2 separate regions of the Homo sapiens genome follow, and region 1 is linked to region 2. The links are chromatin loops, found by intact Hi-C in ENCODE. Cell type or tissue: PC-3. All regions are shown on one strand. Each heading gives the region's core, and the rest is flanking DNA. Links, peaks and the distances in the headings are about the cores only.

Region 1 (5,383 bases), core at 102-5,101, 62 kb after region 2:
AAGATTTCCCCTCAGGCTCAGGGAGAAGTGAAATAGGATTCTGACTTATAAACCCAGATAAATGAAGTTTTATGTTACTGAATACCTGCACCAATAGCCTCAAACTTCATTATGCATAAAACCAAACGTAAGGAAAAGAGAAAAAATAAATTCAAACAAAATAAACCAGAAGAAAGGGAGATGTAACATCAATTTCAACACTAATTAGAGAGGGAAAAAGAAGAATTTAGCGTCTCTTTGGGGAAGGTGGAAACATGAATTCAGTTTATTTTTATTTATTTATTTATTTATTTTTTAAGACAGGGTCTCACTCTGTCACCCAGGCTGGAGTGCAGTGGTGTGATCTTGGCTTACTGCAACCTCTGCCTCCTGGGTTCAAGCAATTCTCCAGCCTCAGCCTCCCAAGTAGCTGGGACCACAGGTGTGTGCCACCACACCTGGCTAATTTTTGTATCCTTTGTAGAGACAAGGTTTCAACATGTTGCCCAGGCTGGTCTAGAACTCCTGAGCTCAAAGCAATCTGCCTGCCTTGGCCTCCCGAGGTGCTGGGATTACAGGCGTGAGTCACCAAGTCTGGCCTTATTTTTTATTTTTTTAAGTAGAGGCAGGTCTCACTCTCTTGCCCAGGACGGTTTGAAACTCCTGAGCTCAAGTGACCCTCCCACCTTGGCTTCCGAAAGTGCTAGGATTACAGGTGTGAGCCACCACACCTGGCCTTGGTTTAAAGTAACCACTGAACTGCCTTTGAATCTAGTAAAAAGGGAGCTAATATTTATAATTAATATTCCATAGCAGAGAACTGTCTTTCTGTTCTCCTGTACCTGAGTACCATAATCACCCTGGGTGTGTCCCCTGGCTTTCAAAATGCCACATTGAATCTGAACCGTGCTCATTTTAACTACCGAGAGAAAGGAGATAATCACAAGTTTGGGGAGAGAGTGATTTTTATAAGTGGCTGAATGTCTGGTGACAGAAAAAGGGAAGTAAGGCATTATGTAAAACTTAAAACAAAATCTAGTCTTGTTCATCACACTGGTGTGAGATAAGGTGGTGGTGGTGCATGTGCACAAGTAAGAGCAGATTCTGACCTGCACTACTTACCAGCTTCTGATGAACTCAGCAGCCGAATCTATTAAAGGGAGAGGAAATTCACTAGCACTGCCCTGACAGAATCTCAAGGTTGCTCTATAAGCAACTAAATACAACTATAAGCAAAGTTGTATTTGCAGTGTTGTTCTCCAACAGCCACTTTCTAATGTACAGGATCAGGATATATCTCAAGGAGTCAGAAGAAAGGCCAAACCACAGCCATAAGATCGCACTGAGGACTACAGGGACACCATGGGTCTAGAGTTATTCTCACAATCACAGAATTAAGACCTCAAGTTAAAGTGCTTGAACATGGCAGGGAGCCCAAGAAGGGTGGAATACCAAAACTGCTATTTCTTGTCCAATCTAATGACTGAGAATAGTGGTATCATTAACAGAATGGCAAGGATTTACTTTAACTTACTTGCCCCCGCCACACCCCAGAAAGTGCTAGTCTATCTAACAAGTATTATTTTAGAATTGCTGTATTATTTTAGTCATCTGCATATTTTCGATGGACTTATAAATTAATCTATATATTTAACATAAGCCAAATTGACAATTTTCATAACTACTACTGATTGTTCCATTTCTCAAAAATCACAATTAAATCCAAAAGGTTACAAAAGGAAAGGTTAGATTTCTCACAGATGCTTTAAATTACTGCTCTTTTACCATAGCTCATTATACCTAATGTGTAAGAAAATAGTAAGGACAAAAATGCCTTAAAAATTTGTGCATAAATTACTTTTTATCACTTTAGTGTAATAACACTAATGATCAATGAGCAAGCTACAGGTGATTTGTGTAACACTCAATTTTGGTTTTTTTTTTGGCCATCTTTCAAGGCCCAGGATGTAATACAAACTTGATTACTATGTAAATATCCATCTCTACAAAAAATTTAAAAATTAGCTGGGCATGGTGGCACATGTCTATATTCTTAGACATGCTCATGGAGGCTGAGATGGGAGGATTGCGTGAGCCCAGGAATTTAAGGCTGCAGTGAGCTATAATCAACGCCCCTGCATTCCAGCCTGAGCAACAGAGATCCTCCCTCTAAAACCAGAGGAAGAAAACAAAAAACAAAAGAAAACAATAATAATAAAAAGTAAAACTAAACCTAAACTTTACCTGATACTCTCTTTCCCTCTAACAAAGTTATTAGAGATGGGCTCAACTCTAACAAGCATCTAAATCAGTACTCTAAAGGTAAAAAATAATTTCAGGTAATCAATACCAACTTCTACAAAGTTGTAGCCAACTGGCAACACAATTTCTGAAGACATTCTATTGTTTAAGTAGATACGAATAGATTAATGAGCCACCACAGAGGCAAGTGAAACAGGATGATCTATCTATACTAGCAATGGCCTAAGGTTACCAAGATATAGCAAATACAGGTAAAATGTAGACATGTTGAGAAGATTTCCTTTGAATTTTACTTAGAAAATCCAAACAGCTCTAAAAAACAGATCAATATATACTCTGTACGAAGTGATTTTTGCACGTGGCATCTGAAAATATGTCCAAGAAAATTTCTAGCTTCTATCAGGCATGCTAGTTAGCTATGAGGAAGCTTGACTAGTGCACAATACATGTAGTCTTTACCTTTTGGGACCAGGAAAATCCTATTTATCCGAGACTCCTAAAAACCACTCTGGGTTACAGGTTCTGGATCTTCTCACACATACCCTCCCCCTACAATTCTCATGTCCTCAGGCCTTACCACTTCTTTGTGACAGCTGCTGCTTTATAAAGACATAATTCTAGCGTGAAGTATTTCTACTGGAAAATCTGGGATTGACAGGATGTTGACAAGGACTCAGTAAAAATAACCATTCCTAACAGAGTGTGTAGATACAAACAGGCAGTCACTGGTCAGAAGTTTTCCTCAGCTGAGTCACCCGGCCATGGAAAACCCCAAGTTTGCACCTGAGAGGCTCTGAAATACTACCCTCTGGAGTGCAAATATAAAACACATTAGGCTTGGAGAAACTGTTCTAAAGCAACTTGTTGGACCAGCTAGATTTAGAAATATAATGGATGGTTGGTAAAAGGTAACTCTAGGGGCTGCCAAGGGAACTCAGTTCCAAAAACCCTTCCCATAAAATTAGGCTTTCCAGAGACACACATCTTAGATGTTCCAGAGGTTTATGAGTCCTCTCTGTTGCCCCTTTCAAATCTAAATACTTCCTCAAAGTCTCTAGAGCCATCTGTTAAGGCCAAAGTAAATCTCAACATGTCTACACCACAGAAGTTTATGCCGCATTGTAAGGAAGTCTAAAAGGCCAAATGAATGCACAGCTACTTGGGAGGCTGAGGTGGGAGGACTGCTTGAGCCCAAGAGTTCAAGACCAGCCTGGACAACATAGTGAGACCAGCCTTTAAAAAAAAAAAAAAAAAAAAACAAAAGCCAAATGCTGCTATTCTGGATTTCATACTGTGAAAAAGAATGAAAGAATGTTAGGTTTTTTGACAGTGGACGTTAGGGTTTTTCAAACACTTTCCCTTTTTAAATGTGAGTAACATCCTATATTAGTTTCCTACTGCTGCTGTAGAAATTACCACAAATACTGACTTTACACAAGCTTATTCTCATAGTTGCGGAGGTCATGAATCTGACATCGGTTTTATAGGGCTGGTTCCCTGTGAGGGCTCTGAGGGAAGAATGTGTCCTTGCCTTTTTCATCTTCTAGAGGACCACCTGCATTCCTTGGCTCACATTCCCTTCATCGATCACTACAACCTCTTGTTTCCATCGTCAAATCTGCTACCACTCACTCTGGTGTGCCCACCTCTTCCAAGGACCTGTGTGATTATATTGGGCCAACACAGATAATCCAGGATAATCTCATCTCAAAAATATTAATTTGATGCCATCTGCAAAGTCTCCTTTCCTATATTCATAGGTTCTAGAGATTAGGACATGGACATGTTTTAGGGGTCATTATTCAGCCTACCACACAATTACCAGATTTAAAATTCTATGAAGTATACTTACCTACAGTATCTCGTTTAGATACTTACCAGGTGTTATCATTCCTAATGAATGAGAACGCGAGTCTAGAAACTTCATTGCTTAGCCACAGTGATATAGTCAAAAAACTAGAACTCAAACTAGAGCATATGGCCCTAGAGACCATGTAGCAGCAGCACATACCACTTCTCCTCCACCAGGCTGCCTGTAAATCACTGGCCTTTGGCCTCTCATTTTCTCATACAGTTTTTTTTTAAAATCATACTCATAGTCCAAACTGCAATCTACCAAAAAAAGTAGCCCACATCAGAGATTCCTCAAATGTTCTCAGGTCATGGCTCCCTTAAAATCTCAGTCATTTTTTTTTTTGTGGCATACCTGAGGCCAAAAGAAATGCCTAATAGCTCTGTTCAGTCGAAGCAGTATTTGTGTCCTAATAGCTCAGGAGCTTCTGGGCACTCCACCACTTCTCAAATCTTAGAATCAGATGGGACACTGCCACTCTCGTTTCCTGTTTCACATTCTTTTTTGTTTTTTTGAGACAGGGTTTCACTCTGTCACCCAGGCAGGAGTGCAGTGGCGCAAACACGACTGACTGGAGCCTTGACCTCCCCGGGTCAGGTGATACTCCCAGCTCATCCTCCTGAGTAGCTGGGACTACAGGTGAGCGCTACCACACCTGGCTAATTTTTGCATTTTTTGTAGAGACAGGGTTTCACCACATTGCCTAGGCTGGACTTGAACTCCTGGGCTCAAGCGATCTGCCCGCCTCAGCCTCCCAAAGTGCTGGGATTACAGGCGTGAGCCACCGTACCTGGCCCGTTTCACACTGATTTTCAAACAGTACTGCTTTTATTTCACAGCAATGGCCAAAATCCCAGCTTTGCAAAGATATGGCATCATCAAAAGGAATTTAGTGATTTAATGCTGAATTGTGAACTACCTTAAGCTATTAGTTTGTATGATATCTAACAGATGTCATTGTGTTTCACTGAAGGTTAAAAATACTCTGTGATACCCACGAGTTTGAACCTGCAGGCCTGCGCTCCTCACATTACTGCTTGTACACTCCTGCTCTGACGAAAGTGTGCTCTCTGTTATGCAAAGTGCATAGCTGAAGCTCCATATAATGGGCTCAGACAAATAATTTAGGAAACTCCCAGTTTGTCATCGCACATAGTTACATGCCAATTTGACATTTTCTATTAAAGATATATATCTTTATTATATTTATATAATCATATATATTAATTTATATATACATATTTTACATATATGAAATATATGTATATATAATATACATATTTTACATAT
Region 2 (5,383 bases), core at 86-5,085:
AAATGAAATCACAGGAGTTAGGCCCAGCTAAAAGCTCCTCACAAAACTGTATTTTGCATCTAGGGTTGAGAACCATTAATAGAGTATTTTTGGTAGAGAAGGAAAACATGGCAAACTCTAATAACCACTGAATGAAAAAAAAAATTACCAGTTTTATCTTGTCTCACTTCCAAATTAACTCTATTGAGATGTCATAAAAGCGCACAAAAGGAATCAAAGAAATCTTCATATGATCTATAATAATGAAATAATAGAAGAAAAAGGCTGGGTGTGGTGGCTCATGCCTGTAATCCCAGCACTTTGAAAGGCTGAGGCAGGAGGATCACTTGAGGCCAGGAGTTCAAGACCAGCCTGGGCAAACTAAGGAGACCCTATCTCTACAGAAAATTAAAAAAAAAAAAAAAATTAGGCATGTTATCTTGAGCCTGTAGTTCCAGCTACTTGGGAGGCTGAAGTGGGAGGATCACTTGAGCCCAGGAGTCCAAGGCAAAAAAAAAAAAAAAAAAGGAAAGGTCTCTTCATTATATTAAGGCTACAAATAAAATATGTAACCAGGATAAACATAGCAAGACACAAAGGGTTACAATGATCAACAAAATTTCTCTTAGGTATTTAAATTTGCCTGTCCCCAAAAGAGTTATTTAGGGTTTTTGATTGACTAAATCTATAAAACAAAATGCTTCTCAGGGACTAGGCAGATGAGTGAAGTAATTCACTTAGGAATAGGACAATTCAATTTAGGAAAAGTGAACTATGTGTCATGACAAACAGAAATTATCTTGGAAGCAGTCTGTCCTGACCCTAGTCAAATCCATTCAGCTTGGCCCAAGGATCACTTCGGGAAGTGTATCCATTAGACAAAACTCTATGAAATCTCTAACTAAATTTTACCTAAATAGTTTTTAAATGTAAGTGCTCTACAGTAGTTCAAAGAACAGCTAGAGGAAGCTACAGATTTTCAGTGCCTTTCACTACAGAAAATAATGTTTCTCAGATAAATAACTTTATCATAGGAACAAAGCATCAGGGAGTCTATAGACAGATTATACTGATTCAAAGTATGAAGAGAAAATTAAATGGCTAGCTAGAATAAAGACTGTAGTGGTGAGGTATATAAGAGATGCATTTGTTTATAATAAAGCTAAATTTTAAAAGTTCAGTCTGCAATTACATGCGAAACTGAATACAAAGGACCTTTCTGGCGTATTAGATAGAATGCACAGATTTTTTTTTTTTTAAACCACAGATTTTTGAACCAGGAGGCGATGTCACAGGGCAAGTAAAGCGCCTTTAGTTCCTGACAATATGCTACCTAAAACAATGTCCATGACTTCAGTACTCCATTTCCTAAAGTTCTGGAGATAAAGGTCTTGAATGGGAAAGAAAGAGGTAATTAATTAGAAATTTTAGCCAAACTCCAGTAACTTAAAAACAAAGCAAAACTGAGCAAAGCAAAACAGACTAGCCATAATTAGGAGGACATATGCAAGTGCAGTTGCATTATCTTTAAGGCAAAAATCAACATAGGAAATAGGCTTGGTAATGGAATTAAAAATTTTGTACAGCAACATCATTTTTAACATTCAATGAACATGGCTACAGGCTAAATGTACGTCTGGTATGGAATAGACACTGAGCAATAAAACCAATAACTATTAAGAAAATTACTGATTTTACACCTCCCTGTAAGAACGATGCTTTTGACTATTTGCTGAACACTTATTATATAGTAAGCAACAGGAGGGATTAAAAGAAAGTCATTTCCAGATCTCATGAAGTTTACAATCTAAGCAAGAAGATTAAGATGTATACCTCTACTAAAGATGAGGATCCCAACTATACATCTCCATCAATCTTTATAACTCAAATAAATTATAACTGAAGTTTAGTAAAAGTCTTTAAGATGTCAGATAATTGGGCAGGGGTGTACATGGCTTTTTAAAATTCCACTTAATACTACTTAAATGAAGGACTGATGTGCCATGGGAAAATAAATTTCTATATTGGCTTCTTGGGGGCAGGCAGAGAAGTTAGAACAAGGTCAGGGGAAATCAGAGGACCTGGAGGGAACTCTTGCCCTCCACCCTCACTCCTGTCACTTTCTAACCTTTTTTATGGTGAAGCATCACACCCAGAAAAGCACAAAAATGAATTATTACATATTTAATACCACTCAAGTCAAGAAACAAACCAACCCCAGAAATCTTCCTTTGTGTCCCTCTCAATCACTACTTTCTCTCTCTCTCTCATTCTCCTGAAGGGAACCGCTATCCTGACTTTTATGACACGTTTTCCACCCAAGCACGCATCCTTAAATACTAGTTTGCCTGTTTCCTAAATTTTATATGCATTGAGTTATGTAGTTATTTTTTTGTGTCTGGCTTCTTTGACTCAATATGATTTGTGAGAATTATCCATGCTGTTTTATGTAGCTACAGCAGTTCACTTGTTTTCACTGTATGAATACAGTAAAATTTATCCATTCTACGGTTGACATTTGGGTTGTTTCCAATTTTTTGGTTATTACAAATGCTGCTGCTCTAGGCACTCTTGCACATGACTTGATGCACATGTGACTGTATTTGCTGGATATATAACTAGGAGTGACACTGCTGGGTCCAAGGGTATTTATACTGTCACCTTTAGTAGGTAAAATGTCAAACTGCCTTCCAAAGTGACTGTGCTAACGCATGCTCTCCAGTAACGCAAGAGGGCTCTTTGCTGTTGCTGTGCATCCTCATCAGCACTGGGAATGGTCAAGGTTTTTAATTTTAGCTATTCTGGTGGTGGGCATGTAGTGCTTTTTCATTACTGTCTTCACTTTTACTTTTCTGCTTTCTAATGAGTTGAGTGCCATAGTTCCTGGCAGGCCTGATCAACTCTTCCTCTTACTTCCATGTGTTTCGAGTTGCCCAGATAGGTGGAACATTATTATAATCTGAAGTAATAATTACCCAGTCTTTTGGTCAAATACCCTAGGGCACCCTGCAGCGAGAAACTTTCAATTACAAACTGATTTCTCCATTTTTAAGTTCTGATTTTTTGGGGCATGAGTCACATGGCCCATCTAACCCTCTGTTGAGTCTCACTTAATGCTTCTCCTTCTCCTAGCTCCTATTATAATCAAGGACAGTCAAATCATTTCTGACATATTCAAAGCATGTAATCGTAAGAGTAACCCTTCACCCACGTACCCCACCAATGATGCTGGCTACACCTACAACTTCTCCTGCTCTCCTATCTCTTTACAAATTCCTTGTTTCTTATTATTTTGGGAGTGGGCAGCTACAATCTTTTAAAAACTTCTGATTACTGTCTCCTTCAATCAGTCTGAAACACTCCTGACAAAATCTTAACACTAAATTTATACTTTCTTTTTCTCAAAACCTTCTCCCCAGTTGTTCCACATTGTTAATCATCCAGGACTTCCATCTCCTTAGCACCTACACCTCTCTGTTTCTCTGTTCATCTTTCTGGCTATTATTTCTTTGATTCTTGATAAATTCATCCTGTTTTCCATGTCATCCTTTCAATCTGTAATAATTTTATATTCCATAATCAAGTACTGGTCGGCCGTCTTTGTAATGGCTTCTTCATTATGTTCTTCTTTGAGGAAGTGAATTTTGCAGTCTATGCTAATCTGTCCTTATCCTATTGGCATCCACTGCTCAGAGCAGGCACTGAAGAAATGTTGTCAAGGATAATTTAGTACAACATAGCTGGCAGAGTTAAGAAAGACCATTTAGGTTGGGTGCAGTGGCTCATGCCTATAATCCCAGCACTTTGGGAGGCCAACACTGGAGGATCACTTGAGGTCAGGAGTTCAAGACCAGCCAGGGCAACATGGTGAAACCCCATCTCTACTAAAAATACAAAAATTAGCCAGGTGTGGTGGTGGGTGCCTGTAATCCCAGCTACTCGGGAGGCAGAGGCAGGAGAATCACTTGAACCCGGGAGGCGGAGGATGCAGTCAGCAGAGACTGCACCTCTGCACTCCAGCCTGGGTGACAGTGAGACTCTGTCTCAAAAAAAAAAAGAAAAAAAGCATTTAAAAAAGAAGTATTCTACCACTCTTTAGACTGTGCTTCATGAACAAAAAATAAAAAAGCTTATGTTGGCTGGGTGCAGTGGCTCATGCCTATAATCCCAGCACTTTGGAAGGCCGAAGTGGATGGATCACTTGAGATCAGGAGTTTGAGACCAGCCTGGCCAACACTGTGAAACCCCATCTCTACTAAAAATACAAAAATTAGCCAGGCATGGTGGCGAGCGCCTGTAATCCCAGCTACCCCAGGGGCTGAGGCTGGAGAATTGCCTGAACCCAGGTGACAGAGGTTGCAGTGAGCTGAGATCACGTCATTGCACTCCAGCCTGAATGACAGAGCAAGACTCCGTCTCAAAAAAAAAAAAAAAAAAAAAAAAAAAGAGCTGTATTACCAGGTAACTTCTTTCCACTGTACGGACTGGCACAACCATTTCTTGTTTTTGTTTGTTTTTGAGGTAAACTTAGACATAATAATATAGGTAGATTTCTTTAGGTTTCTGTGATGCAATGTACAGCAGATTTATAATTTGGTTTAAGAACATCACTTGCATATGTGCTACATAATACAGGACTTTTAAAAAGAGTTTCAGGAGTATAAACTGATTTGGCTTAAAATGTTGACAGAAGATAAGCTGCTATGTAATAATTTAATCTAAAAATCAGATTTTGCACCAGGTTTTATGTGGTTCCTTGCACTAGTAATAACTACTGGTATGGAATTTTATATCATACAAGGATCCATGTCATAAATTTAAGAAAAGACTCATTATATTTAAATGAGTCGACTTACCGTCTTTATCATGCCCACTTTGGCACTGCCAGGGACAATGAAACCCATGTGACTGGGTCTGTGCCCGGTGAAAACTGGGCAAATACAACTAGGTTGACAGCGTGCTATAATAACTGGAGAAACTAAGATACACAATAAGTGATCTCTTTTCAATTTAACATCCATGGTCCTCCAATCAATATTTGATCTACCTTTTAATTAGATCTCTAGCATTTCCTCTCTCTTAGGTGGCGACCTTACCCTGTTCTATAGGTCGTGATCTCTGTGCCTGTTATTATATGTTCCCCTAACCTGAAATGACGACTTCTCCACCAATCCACATTCACTAAGTCAAACCCACCTTCTCTTGTAAAGAAACCTTATCTGACCCATTGCTGCTCACCTGACTTGCGGGTCTCTTTATGCTCTTTCTACATGGATATCAAAATGATTTCATCTGTAGAGCTTCCTCTGATAATAGCTCTATGTTCAGAGGGATTCTGAGGCTATGGTGAGGGTCACCGAAAAAAGGTACTTGCCCCATATATAGGAGGTGAAGAGGTATTTGC

The links. Peaks named below come from ENCODE experiments on the same cell type or tissue, not always from the same donor. Only the 100,000 strongest peaks of a DNase experiment are listed, where the experiment ranks them.
Region 1: it touches region 2 in a loop (2.5-fold over the local background); 8 of 110 quality-filtered maps call a loop at or near these places.

The regions. Positions count from the first base shown.
Region 1 is chr12:120,847,015-120,852,397 of GRCh38, forward strand. The region is part of intron 1 of SPPL3 (signal peptide peptidase like 3); the gene reads right to left. Among named protein-coding and RNA genes, the nearest start is that of SPPL3, 55 kb to the right of the region's middle. In PC-3, for the core only: no CTCF peak of the experiment used is centred there; a DNase peak (open chromatin) is centred at 2,977; H3K4me3 peaks cover 292 bases; H3K27ac peaks cover 1,898 bases.
Region 2 is chr12:120,785,427-120,790,809 of GRCh38, forward strand. All of the region lies in intron 3 of SPPL3 (signal peptide peptidase like 3), which reads right to left. Among named protein-coding and RNA genes, the nearest start is that of ACADS, 62 kb to the left of the region's middle. In PC-3, for the core only: no CTCF peak of the experiment used is centred there; no DNase peak of the experiment used is centred there.